Regions from separate parts of the Homo sapiens genome. Here region 2 is linked to region 1. A link is a contact called in ENCODE Hi-C data. All regions are on one chromosome and are shown on one strand. Each heading gives the region's core, a stretch centred on a gene start or an enhancer-like site at or near the end of the contact. The rest is flanking DNA. Distances are from core to core; before and after follow the strand shown. Region 1 holds the start of HAPLN1 (hyaluronan and proteoglycan link protein 1). Region 2 has its middle 120 kb from the start of HAPLN1.

The links. Hi-C counts contacts between places; a loop is a spot of excess contacts on that map. Pooled maps may share reads with other maps.
Region 2: a loop to region 1 is called in a pooled map, with 4 times the contacts of the local background. The contact joins the enhancer-like site here to the promoter of HAPLN1 in region 1. A Hi-C loop is called at or near these places in 1 of 168 maps with a recorded cell type or tissue (Caco-2), 2 of 37 single-sample maps with no recorded cell type and 3 of 50 pooled maps.

The regions. Positions count from the first base shown.
Region 1 is chr5:83,717,665-83,724,450 of GRCh38, forward strand. It overlaps HAPLN1 (hyaluronan and proteoglycan link protein 1), which reads right to left and starts at 3,191. Exons shown (of 5, transcript NM_001884.4): 1 at 3,125-3,191. RefSeq lists a silencer at 4,776-4,835.
Region 2 is chr5:83,841,261-83,848,046 of GRCh38, forward strand. No RefSeq gene overlaps it. Among named protein-coding and RNA genes, the nearest start is that of HAPLN1, 120 kb to the left of the region's middle. Within about 2 kb of position 3,496, at least 3 of the 41 ENCODE cell types and tissues checked have a DNase peak (open chromatin) inside an H3K27ac peak, as active enhancers do.

The DNA.
Region 1 (6,786 bases), core at 1,941-4,440:
TCTTCTATGGTATCTTAATGCTTCCTTCAAGTGGTGGTTTTCCATGTAATTGTTTTTGTCTAGAATTTTTTTTCTATTAGATCAACTTCATGGAAGCCAGGTTCCTGCTTCAAAACTCCAAGTGAACAACAAGTATAGATGAAGTTGTTTTACATGCTAATTATTAGTGTTTGAGAGCAATATTTTATAAAATAGACCTCATTACTCAAAAACAACTTGTACTACTATCCTTTCCAATTTAATAAAAAAATCAAAGAATATGAAACAAAATGTGCAGCTGTGTGGTAACCTTTTAAGCTAGTAGTTATTTTCCCAACTAAATTCAGTAACATTAAACCTTAGAGAAATTTATTTCTATTTCAGGAACAGTGATTTAAGATGGTCAAACTCTTTCCACCAGTCCTTGAACAATTCCATGACCTGTCTGTCTAAAACAAATCCTATATTAGAAGTGAGTTGCAGTTATTAAGCTATATCCTTGTGGAGGCGGAAAGTTAATGGTAAAGTATCCAACAAAGAGTAAAGTGATCTTAAATACAACCAGTAGGGATTTCATAAACTGTTTAGTTGTACCTTAATTTTTAACTTATATAAACATCACTTGCTTTAGTTTCTACCCTGAGCACCTATCCCAATGTCTGGCGTGTAGTTAATGTTCAACAAACGTCAACCGAGGGAGTCAGAGTATTTTAAGAAGCCGGTGAGAAAGCCTTCTTTGACTTATCCACTAGGTGGCACACAGGGACCATGCTTCACACAGTTAACCACCACAGACCCTCCCATTCAGTGTAAATAAAGAGATGCATTATTAATTTATACCACCTCGTCCTCTCTACTCCTAATAATTGTTTAACCAGCTGTTTCCTCTAATCCTCCTTAAACACTATTGATTAAAATCCTAAGTATATTCAGGTTTCCATCCTTTCCTACTTCTTCCAACAGCATTTTGCTACCTTTAAATGACAGGCTAAGTACACTTAAATGACATAGACTAAGTACTATGGTTACTACTCATGGCTGCAGGATGTCAGAAAATTAATTTGAAGCACTATCAAAATTATTTTCAAATTTGCCTGGTATTTCGTCAGAATTTTAACTGGTGAGAGATCATGATCTTAAAAATGCAATCTGAAAAATAAAATGTGCATGGGGCAAAAAGAAATGAAAAAGAAAACTAGTATTTTCTAAGGAAGGGAGTCATTTTCTGAATATAACTTTTGTTCATCTTTACAAAGATGAAGTGCATTGCTATCTTAAGATTCAAAGGACTTCTTCAACTGTTCAGAAAATACCAATATTCCACACCTAAGATGCTAAAAGGCAGGATTGTTTAGTAGACCGTTTACTCATAAAGTATCTTTCTGTGTACTCTGAATGTATTTATCCTGGATGTGTTACTTGCTCCCAAAGGAAGGAAAAGGAAGTGAAACCACTAGGGATATAATGAATTGATTCTTCTCTGTGAAAGTCTCTTCAGTACTTCTAAATTACAGTGTCAGTCATTCCTCTGAGAGACAGGGCCTTGCTGAAAATAAATGGCTCATTTTATAAATAAGTACATAATGTTTCCCCACCTTCTTGTTTCTCATAGAAAGCCCAGGCCCATAAGGCATTCCTGTCGAGAATACTGGCCTCTGGGTACATTCCTCCTGTAGAGCAGTGGTCTGTTGAGGTTGTTGGTTATCTCTTGTTCATTTAATTAGCCTTAAGTAAAATTACTTCTTATCTAGTTCTGTTTTTAAGCTGTTTCCAATTTAGTGGAAGAGGTCATCAACAAAAGTATAAATTCATTTCTTAGCTGAAACAATTAAATTTTTTAAAATGGGTGGTATAAAAGTGACTAAAGACTAAAGCTAATATCTGAAGAGTCCTTTGGTATACATTATATTTTACTGAATGGAAGAGAAACTTTCATTTTTGTAGGTAAATGGAATTTGTTAACTGATATAAGAATTATGAATCATATCACATTAAAAATTCTCCAAAGATAACTACTATGATATACTTTTGATAGAACAATATTCCCATTCCATTAAAATACTGAAATGACTGAAATGTGTATAAAATCTCTGCAAATTTAGTACACAGAAATAATCACATAGAAATAGTTACCAGAAACTACAATTGTAATGAATAAATATTACATTCATTTAGAAATCAATCCACAGCCTTAATTTCTTAAGAACTATTAGCTTCCAAGAAGCCAGCCAGTATGTTTGATTTTATGACATCACACTGGAACATGTACAGGAACACTTTCCACCCTAAAAATTCCCAAATGTACTGGCCACTGTGTGTATTTTTCCAGTGATAAATGAAAATAAAGCAACTTATTCTCAAATTAATAAGCCATCTTATTTTGAACACAACAGTCACATTCAATGGAAGAAAACTACTTAATCGAAGCCCAAACAAGTTTAGGTTTGTTTTTGGTGGGGAACAGTCTCAACATACAAATAATTTCTTTAAGCAACTTTTAACAGTAATCTTAACTATGACTATAAATTCTCTTCAGTGCATTCAAATTATCCATCAACATCATTGTATATATGAAATGCATCATCATTCTATGATCTTAAGTTCATAATTAGCTGGAGAAGGAAGCCTGGGCCAAAAATGGCAACATTTCTAAGATTATTAATCTAACAGGTATTACCTATGCCTAAAGTAACTTTCTTTTTCACATAACCCTATATATTCTCTGAAACAAAATTCATAAGCCTGGCTGGACATTCCCATTCCTCACCTTTCCCTTCAGCCTATACTATCCTTGTTTCATCTCAGGTGCTATAAAAATGGTTGTTGAGATACAGATAGAAAAGTCACCACTTGGAAACCATGACCCTACCAGATTTACAGGAGCACTAGCAGAAGCTAAGATACTAGAGTTAATTCTTTCTCCATTTTTAGACTGAGCCTGTTTATTGTAGTGAAATATTTTATCCGACAATATGAAACTTTTTTAAAAGTTGAGGTGTCATATTAAATTCAAATGAAAACTAAACTCAAAAGAAAAGAATAAAATTTGTTTAATGTATATATACATTGCATGTGTATTGCCCTCTGAAATCTTAAAGGCACAAAGGTATAACCAAAAGAGGGGGAAACAATTTGCAAGTTTTACCTTGTCCTGAAATCCAGGAGTTCGGATGCTCTCAAGTTCTGCTTAAGTTGGAAGCTGGAGATCAAGTGAAGCTAGCGCTCTTTCTCCTCACCTTAAGTTTGTCTCTGGGCGAGTGTGAGAGTGTGTGTGTGTGTGCGTGTGTGAGTGTGTGTGCAGAATGTCTCTTTGTGGCGCTGGATGGCAGAGGTCCTGATCCTGGGAAGAAGGAGGCACTTTCTCACCAAGAGCAGAAGAAAAGCAAAGCGTCACCAGGAAAGTTCTCCTCCCAAATCCCCTAATTACAGCCTAATGTGCACTTCATGCAAACTTCAGGGAGGAAGGGAGGGGCAGCTCTGTGCCCAGACCTTGTAAAGCAGCAGCCTCTTAGATGACTTTCCCCTCTGCTCAGATCCCGAGTATCCCGCTCTGGGGTTTAGGAAAGCCGGCCGCTACAGCCACACAAGCCCCCACCACACCACACCTCCCGAACCCGAACCCTCATCAGTCCTGGGTCTGTCCAGAAGGGATGGGACAAGGGGTCTGTGGAATGATCTGCGGGGCAGCGGTGTGAGCAGACTCCTCAGGACAGTCAGTTTGCGCTTTGTTTTATTAGCCTCTGCTTAAAAGAAAAATCCAAGGGTCGGAGAGGTCCTCTCTTTCCCGCCTTCCCCTCACCAAAGGAGATCAAGGATAACAGACAATGATGATAGTGGCACATAAAGCTTCTTAAACTGGAGATGGCCTTCCACCCAAATCACCAGAAGCATATTTTCTGGTTTACTGGACTCAGTATTGGTGTTGAGTTTAAATTTCTCTTAACAAACAACTGCTATTGTATCCTTGGATGACAGAGCTCAAAGAACCTGGATTTATTTATAGAACGAGGAATGCGAGGGGGAGACGGGATGGGTGGGGTTGGGTTGTGGATCCATAACCAGGATTAGAACCAGATGGGCACAGGGCGCGCGCGCGCACACACACACACACACACACACACACACACACACACAGACACACACACCCCTGAAATAACCAGTGGGGAAGATGCTGGGACACGCGGGAAAACGCCTCCTGAACAAATAGACGTTTATTTATAACTTCTGGGAGAGTATATAGGTCCATTGATTCCCGCCTTGAGTAACCAAGGGTTTTGGAGAGGAAATGGCTTCATATTTCAATAACAGAGCCACCTTTGATGGAGTCTAGGAAGGGGAAAAAAGAAACACACCGCAGGAAGCAAACGGCTGTTGGAGCAGCCGGGAGGAGGGAGCGGGGCTGGCCCTGGGACTGAGGACAAGCAAACAAGCTCGAGGGGCCCGCGGCCAGGGTGGAGGCGAGACGCAGGCCGTCCCCGAGTTGCAGCGAGCAGGGCCCGGTGTCGCGGAGCGCTGGGGACGTGCGGGGATTCGCGGCCGTGCTCCCGGCTCCAACCTCCGGCCCCGGCGGGGCGGCGCGGGCGGGACTGCGGGCTTCTTAAGGCCGCCGCCGCCGCTCGGGCTGTGGCGCGGGTTGGGGAGAGGGTTCCGTGGGCCGTAGGGACTGAGGGAGTCGTAAGTCGATGAGCTAGTGGGGCAGGAGGATGGGCGGGTCCAGGGCGTCCTGGAGGTGCAAGGTGGGATGGGAGGACCTGAGGGGCAGCCAAGCTGCTGGGGAAGCCGCCGGGACGGGGGCTCTGGCCGACAATGCAGGTGGCCGGTGTGCAGATGAGCCAGCGCGCGGGGTGCGGCCGCCGGGATGCCCGATCCGAGTCGCGCGGGTGGCGGCGAGCGGCGCTATTGTCTTAAAGATAAAGCCTAAGCCACGGGGACTGCCTCCTCCTGGACTCTGGAGAGAGGCGGGAGAGATTGCAGGGGAAAAAAGGCTTCTTCCCGCGTCTTCTGAGAGATTTCACCAGTTCTTGCCTCTGGGCTCCCCCTTGCCATTCTGTCTTTGGTAAATCAACACGTGCCTCTTGGAAAGGTTTCATTTCAAAGACAAACGGAACACTCACACACCCTCCCTAAATGAAGACAGTTATATTCAAAATGAATTCTTCATCAGGCGTTCAACACCTTTCTTGGAATTCCAAAACCTGGGTGAGGGCGCTTCTCTTATTTTTCTGTTTCCCCTCCCGCACAGGGAACAGGTTTTGCAGTTTTATGTCCCTAATCTAGTGGCTATTGAGGCAGCTGTTATATAGGCCTCTACATTAACTGCCAATAAAAATAAGATACATCTCGGCTTTTCAACTATGCAAAGGGTTTTTATGCTATTCATATTTCTTGTAAACGTTCAGGGTGGTGTGTATTTTAAAGAACATAAACGAATTAGACTTATAAACAAATATCCAATTTTTATATTAAAGCACCATAAAGGTGGTAAGGCTGGTGGTGTGTGGCTATGATATCATATAAAGACAGTTTAAATACCGATCTTGTTCCCTCAGCTTAACAACCTAATTTCTGGCGATTGCCTGGAGCGTAAATCAAATCAGCTGGCTCATGGCTGGCACTTGTTCCCCTATTTTGTGGTCTGCTCTATACACTTATTCCGGCACAACATTAAGATAATTTAATGTATTCTCTTCTGAAATTGTTTAATAACCACCCAAGACAATCTATTTTGCAACTTAGTCACACCATGGTGAGCTACACTAGATTTTTTTTCAATCTCAGGTATAGCCGCAACTATTGAGATAGACTTCCAGAAATAATGACAGGTACTTACCTCTGAGTCATCCTGTCCCTCCTGATCCTCCCCTATTTCCAGCCTTCCCTTCCCCATTGCCTCCTTACTAGTCTTTGTTAAAGATCCCCAGTCTTTTTAATCACAAATATTTAACCTATCAATAGTGTGTATTTGAAGTGTTATTCAGGCTTAATTTAATTGACGTTATATACATTTTTCCATTCGTTTTGGGGTTCACATGGTTTTCTAGTTATTTAAATTTACATTGGAATTAGCTTTAAGAGTCTTTTAAAAAGATTTTTATGTTCAGTTAATTAATGTTCAGCCAAATTGTGCTTTATGGAGGCATACATTACTTTGATTAGCCCTTATAGTTTTTCATCAGGGCACAGGCATTATAATAAGCCATGGTAAAAAATCAAATCAAGTAAATGCAGGAATAAATACAACTCTATTTTCATGACTAAATATTTTACAAAGATATAAATTGTAAAAATAATTTTTGAAGACCAAAATATCTTCTTAAAGAAAACCATATCAAAAAAGTATTCTGTATTTGAAGATTTCCTGTATTTATTAACATTAGTAAGTCATGTGGAAATTCAAATCTTTCCTTTGTTAAATCAAGGTTAGCCTAAAGCTGTCTTCTTACATATTTTAAGTTTGGCCTAAAGGTTTCTCTGTACATTGTGAACTATAACCTGAATGGAATTGTAAACAGACTGTAGCCTGCTCTTGTGGCAACACTGAGCTTTGGCCAATCACATGTGGCCAACTGTTCAAACCCTGTTCAAATAAGGCAAAGGTGGAGCTATAACCAGTCCGGGGGTTTCTGTACCTCACTTTCCTTTTTCTGCCCATAAACCTTCTACCACGTGGCTGTGTTGGAGTTTCTGAGCCTGCTCTGCCTCTGGAGACTGTTGGAATTGTTCTTTGCTTAATCAAACTCTTTTAAATTTAGTTTTGCTAAAGTTTTTTTTTTCCCTAACACATAGCATATTGAGGTTTGTTTTATT
Region 2 (6,786 bases), core at 2,246-4,745, 120 kb after region 1:
ATTCCATAACATACCAGTGCAAGGTGAAGCAGCAAGTGCTGATGGAGAAGACGCAGCGAGTGATCCAGAAGATACAGCTAATATCATTGATAAGGCAGCTACACTAAACAACAGATTTTCAATGGAGATAAAACTGACTTCTATTGGAAGAAAATGCTATCTAGAACTTTCTTTCTTTCTTTTTTTTTTTTGAGACAGAGTCTTGCTCTGTCGCCCAGGCTGAAGTGCAGTGGCGCAATATCAGCTCACTGCAAGCTCCGCCTCCTGGGTTCACGCCATTCTCCTGTCTCAGCCCCCCGAGTAGCTGGGACTACAGGCGCCCGCCAACTTTCATGTCTACAGAGGTGAAGTCAACACTTGGCTTTAAAGCGTCAAAGGACAAGATGAATCTTTTTTTTAGGTGCTCATGCAGCTGGTGACTTACAAGTGGAAGCCAATGCTCATTTACCTTTCCAAAAACCCTATGTCCCTTGAGAATTATGCTAAATTTATTCTGTCTTTGCTCTATAAGTGGAACAACAAAGCTTGGATGAGAGCACATCTGTTTACAGCTTGGGTTACTGATTATATTAAACCTACTGTTGAGAGCTACTGCTGAGAAAAAAAAAATCATTTCAAAATATTACTGCTCATTGACAGCGCATCTGGTCACCCAAGAGCTCCAATGGAGATGTACAAGGACATTAATGTTTTTATACCTGCTAACAGAACATCCATTCTATAGCCCATGGATCAAGAAGCCATTTCAACTTTTAAGTCTTATTATTTAAGAAATACATTTTGTAAAGCTATAGCTGCCATAGGTAGTGATTCCTCTGTGGATCTGGGCAAAGTTAATTGAAAATCTTCTGGAAAGGATTCACCATTGTAGATGCTACTAAGGACATTTGTGATTCATGGGAAGAGGTCAAAATATCAACATTAACAGAATTTTGGAAGAAACTGATTCCAACCCTCGTGGATGACTTTGAGGGATTCAAAACTTTAGTAGAGGAAGTCACTGCAGATGTGGTGGAAATAACAAGAAAACTAGAATTAGAAGTGGAGCTTAAAAATGTGACTGGATTGTTGCGATCTCCTGATAAAACTTGAATGGATGAGGAGTTGCTTCTTAGCAAATAGCAAAGAGAGTGGTTTCTTGTGATGGAAACTTCTCCTAGTGAAGCTGCTGTGAGCATTGTTGAAATGGCGATAAAGGATTTAGAATATTCCACAAACTTAGTTGACAAAGCAGTGAGAGGGTTTAAAAGGATCGACTTTAATACTGAAAGAAATTTTACTGTGGGTAAAATACTATCAAATGGCATCACATGCTACAGAGAAAAAGTTCAAGAAAGGAAGAGTTAATCAATGTGGCAAACTTCACTGTGACCTTATTTTAAGAAATTGAGGCTGAGCATGTTGGCTCATGCCTGTAATCCCAGCTCTTTGGGAAGCGAAGGCAGGGGAGGATCACTTGAGGCCAGGAGTTCAAGATTGGTCTGGACAAAATAGTGAGACCCAGGTGCTACAAAAAAATTAAAAAATAAGAACAATTAGCTAGGCATGGTGGTGTTTGTACTGTAGCTACTTGGGATGCTGAGGCAGGAGGATTCCTTGAGCCCAGGAGTTTGACACTGCAGTGAGCTATAATCATGCCACTACACTCCAGCCTGGGCCACAGAGAGAGACTATGTCTCTTCAAATAAGAAAGAAATTGTTACAGCCACCCCAATCTTCACCAGTCATCACCCTGATAAGTCAGCTGCCATCAACAATGAGGCAAGACCCTCCACCAGCAAAAAAAATATCACTCACTGAAGGTACAGATGATAGCATTTTTTAGCAATAAAGTATTTTTAATTAAGATACGCATTTTTTTTAGATATAATACCATTAAACACTTAATAGACTGCAGTATATTTTAAACACGACTTTTATATGCACTGGGACACCAAAAAAATGGTGTGACTCACTTTATTGTGATATTTGTTTTATTGCAGGGGTCTGGAATGGACCTGCAATAACTCCAAAGTGTGCTTGTAATTTTAGTCACCCTTAGAATTATACCCATTGAATGAGAAGGTGAATGCTTATCTTATAGCAGCATTTGTCAAGGTGGACCTATGACATTATTCCTGTTTTTTCTTTTCATTTAGAAGTCATCTGATTTCAGTGTGTCTGAGATGTCATGGTGCATATGAGGCCTATATAGGACCAAGCCCCCAGGCACTCTTAGTCAAGGTACATTTCAATAACGTATTGTAAATAGGGCTTCTCAGGCAATCAGGTTCCCTGGAAGCTTTGAGTTAGGTAATGGATCTAGTAGAGAGCAGCTTAGAGTAGCAGGTGTTGGGACAGATTAAGCCTCAGGCAGAACCACTGCCTAAATCACTAACTCTGCCTGACACAAAAATTTTATTTATTTATTTATTTATTTTTTATTTTTTTGAGATGGAGTCTTGCTCTGTTGCCCAGGCTGGATGCAGTGGCGTGATCTTGGCTCACTGCAACCTCCGCCTCCCGGGTTCAAGCCATTCTCCTGCCTCAGCCTTTTGAGGAGCTGGGATTATAGGCATGCACCACCATGCCCGTCTAATTTCTGTATTTTTAGTAGAAACAGCGTTTCACCATGTTGGCCAGGCTGGTCTCAAACTCCTGACCTCAGGTGATCCACCCACTTTGGCCTCCTAAATTTAAAATGTATCCAGGTTACTGTTGAAACACCCGTCGTTTGGAGGACGTCTGAACAGAGCAAAAAAAGGACAAAGCTATCCTGTATAAAGGATACATAAAGCTGGAACCAGCCCAACAAAAAGGTACTGCCAGAAACTCTATGAAGTAACTAAGATAGGGATCATTTTGGTCTTAACAGGGATTATGAATGAGAAGGAGAGATTTAGGCAAAAGGCTCATCAGCTAGGTCAGACCCACATGTAGATGTGGGGTGGGGATGGGGTAATCTGAAGTCTGATGCTGTCATAAGTATTCTGAAAGCTAAATCCATCCTGAAAATGTTGGGGCACATGGCAAATCTAGCCCTGACCTTCCTTACTGGGGTGTGATATCCTCTCAAACTGCTCCCCGATCTCACTCTCATTGCCTCAGGGTTCCACACTCAGCACATTACCGGCCTCACTCATGGCAGTACAGGGGTTATTGGGAACTCTCAGAAAGACTCCTGAGAAACCAGGTAGGTTTTGGCTTTGACTTGAAGACGGCATTAGTTGGCCCAAGACTGTTTAGCCAAAGTAGTTCTTGCCTCTGTCCTAGAGTGAACCCAAAGCCTCAGTCGCCAAATTACTCTGATGGGTCTCGTGGGCTTTCCAAACCACAGGGGCCCTCTCTGGGCAAGAGTTTGACTCCAGAATTAACCTCAAGCTCAATGTATTTCTTTGGAATCCTTCTGGCATGGAAACAACCTTCCCCTGGTAGGCAGCCCGTGTGTGGTGCGGCATTGCTCAACACAGCACATTCCCCTTAATGTATGACTTCAGAGGGAAGGTGGGGCTAAGGCTGGAGGGCTGAGGTTAGAGGTTTCTCAGAAATGCCTGTCTTACAAAGCAGTTATTTTTCTCAGTTGAACTACTTTGAGCCTATTGCTTTCATTTTCCTCAAATATCTATCAGTGCCTTGTACCTTATGAGCAAACAAACTGAAACAGAAAGTCATTTTTAAGTTAATTTTATATTTGGTACAGGATTAGAAACTGTGCTGTGTTCACACACCAGCTATAGCCTGTAGCACAGAAGCCGTGCCTGCTCTTCCAACACATCGCAGTGATATTCAGTTAGAAGGGGATTAAGGATAAGGAAAAAAAAAAGGTCAGTATCTATTTGTAGGTAATTCTCGAAGTCTCCTTTCAGAATCTCAATTACTTCTTCTTACTTGTATTTTTTTCCATGTGTGTCATGGACTTAGATTTTTTGGAAATACCAACGTCCTACGTTCTCATCAACAGCCATGGATCAAAATGCCAATTACATTTTATTGCAGTGTCCTGAGCTGCCCAGTCACCTCATGCTAAATTTGGGTTTAAATAAATAGAGTATTTTAGTTCCAGTGGTACTAGAAAGCAGCTAGAATAAAGACGGTTTGGTGTATTATTTTTGTACTGCTGTAATACGAAGGATAATTTTGAGAGTTATTTTTTGTTTTGTTGTTTTAAATTAAACAAATATATTTAAGATACTGATCTTTTTCATGAAAGATCCCCAATAAATTAAATATATAACCAGATCTAGTTTCCATTCTGAAAGTGCCAAGTAGAAACAGAGTTGCCAGCCTCTTAACCACTTTAGAACCTTTGACTATGTTCAACGACACACTTCTGGTATTATTCTCTAGTTTTTCGTGTGGGTGCATCTTCTCTCCCCAGCAGGTGCCTAAGGAGAAGGACTCGTGTTCTTCTTCCCTGGACTCTCTGGGAGTACCCACCATGGACCTGGTATACAGTTAGGGAGTCAAGAAATACTCGCTGAAATAATTTGCTCTTAATATAAAATTAAAGTTATACTATCTAGACTTATTTTTAAAACACTATTTTGGCCGGGCGCAGTGGCTCACGCCTGTAATCCCAGCACTTTGGGAGGCCGAGGCGGGCAAATCACGAGGTCAGGAGTTCAAGACCAGCCTGGCCAACATGGCGAAACCATATCTCTACTAAAAATACAAAATATTAGCTGGGCGTGGTGGCAGGCTCCAGTAATCCCAGCTACTTGAGAGGTTGAGGCAGGAGAATCGCTTGAATCCAGGAGGTGGAGGTTTCAATGAGCCGAGATCATGCCACTGCACTCTAGCCTGGATGACAGTGCAAGACTCTGTCTCAAAAAAAAAAAAAAAAAACACAGACACACACATACCAAAAAACACTATTTTTTTTAACATATATACATATATGCAGTACAAAATATAAACTTAGAAGTAAGGCTTCTCTTACCCTTGTCTCCTAGTCACCCAGCTTTCCTCATGAGAGGCCACTAGAGACTTCCCGCGTAACTTTTCAAAAATACTACATTCACTTATACACATCCATTTAGAGAAATATATATGTATGTATCAAATGCCACAAAAGTATATACATTGTCCTGCACTTGATTTTTTTTCACCTAATAATACATCCTGGAGAATGTCCCATGAAGCTAGTACATTTGTTGTTGGCATTTTTTTAAGAGCTGCATAAGAATACAGTCTACAGATGTATATTTCCCCAAACTTATTACTATTATAATCATGTAACAGTAATAGTTTTGTATACATGACATTTTATAAAGGTGTGTGACCAAAGGATAAATACCTAGAGACAAAATTGCTTTGTAAAGGCATTGACAAATTGCTCTCTACTAATTTTCTCTCCAACCAACTTATAATGCATGTGGTGAGTATTTCCTTGACATGCCCTGTGATACCCAAGTGAAGAATATGACATTATTAATGGCAAACACTTACATGGTACTTAGTCTGTGCCAGGCACTGGTCTATGTGCTTTACATATATTATCTCAAATAAGACTCACAACAACCTTGCGAGGGAGGCCCTTTCATCATCTCTAATTTGCAGATGAGATAAAACATTTTGCCTTAGGTCACCCAGCTGGTAAATAGCAAATGACATCTGAGCCCAGCCTGTCTGGCTCCAGGAGTCAGCTCTTGTAACCATGACCCTAAATTGTGCTAATTATGACACTTTTTCATAGTTATTCTGTATGAGATAAAATAAGAATATCTCAAGAAATACATGTTCTACAGTTGAATAGGGAGGACTGTAACCCTCCTTGTTGCAGTCTTTTACACTGACCTGAGTCCCTCCCCATCACTTCTGGAAGAATTGAGCTCCTGGTTCACTAGCATATTCTCTAATGTCAGTGTGGTCATAATTTAGGGGGATATCGATGTGCATGTAGATGAAGCTTTTATTACCTTGGCCTCTCAGTCTCAATGACCTTACCCTCTACTGTACCTCAGGTCTCTTTTCCTGTCATTATAAATGACATCTAGATCTTGTCATCATCAATGACTGCATGTCTTTTATAATGTGCATTTTAAGCTTCCTGCCCTCAGACCTATAGTTCCTATTTTTCTCAGTCACTCCCTCTAACGTCCTTACTCTACCAGACCTTTCACCCAGTGAGGTCTTCATTCTATTGATTCTATCATATTTTTCATTGTCTACCTCCACATTGATGCCCTCATTTTCCCCCTTATGCAGCAGCTTAGGTTTCACAGTCCATTGCCACAATCATTCTTAACCAGACTCTTAACATAGCCTTTTAATAAGTCTATTTGCTCTCTTGCCCCCTTTCAATGTATTCTCTAAACAGCAGGTGACTCTATTAAAATGTAAGTGAGATTAAGTAACTTGTCAACTTAAATTCCTCCAATATCCTCCCATTTTACTCAGAAAAAGGCAAAGTACTTTAAATGGCTTACAAGGTGCATCTCTTGCTTTATTTCATACAATTCTCCCACTTCCTTACCCAGCATAAGCCACACTGGCTTCCCTTTGGTTTCTCTGACTCTCCTGACTAGCTTCTGCCCTGAAGCCTTTGTATTTGTTTTGTGCCTTTGCCCAGTACATCCTTCCTCCAGATATCCACATGGCACCCTCTATCACTTCCACAATCCCAAGCAAGGTAGCATTGCAAGTATGATAATTTCAGTGGCAGAAGTCAGATGTGCAAATATTTACTTTATTAATTTTTGCTACTGAGTTCAACATCGTACATTTCCTTTCATAAACTGAACATTTAATCAGGCTTGAATCACTTATTGTTAAAACTTTTTGTTAAGTTAGGAAGCTTTCTAACTT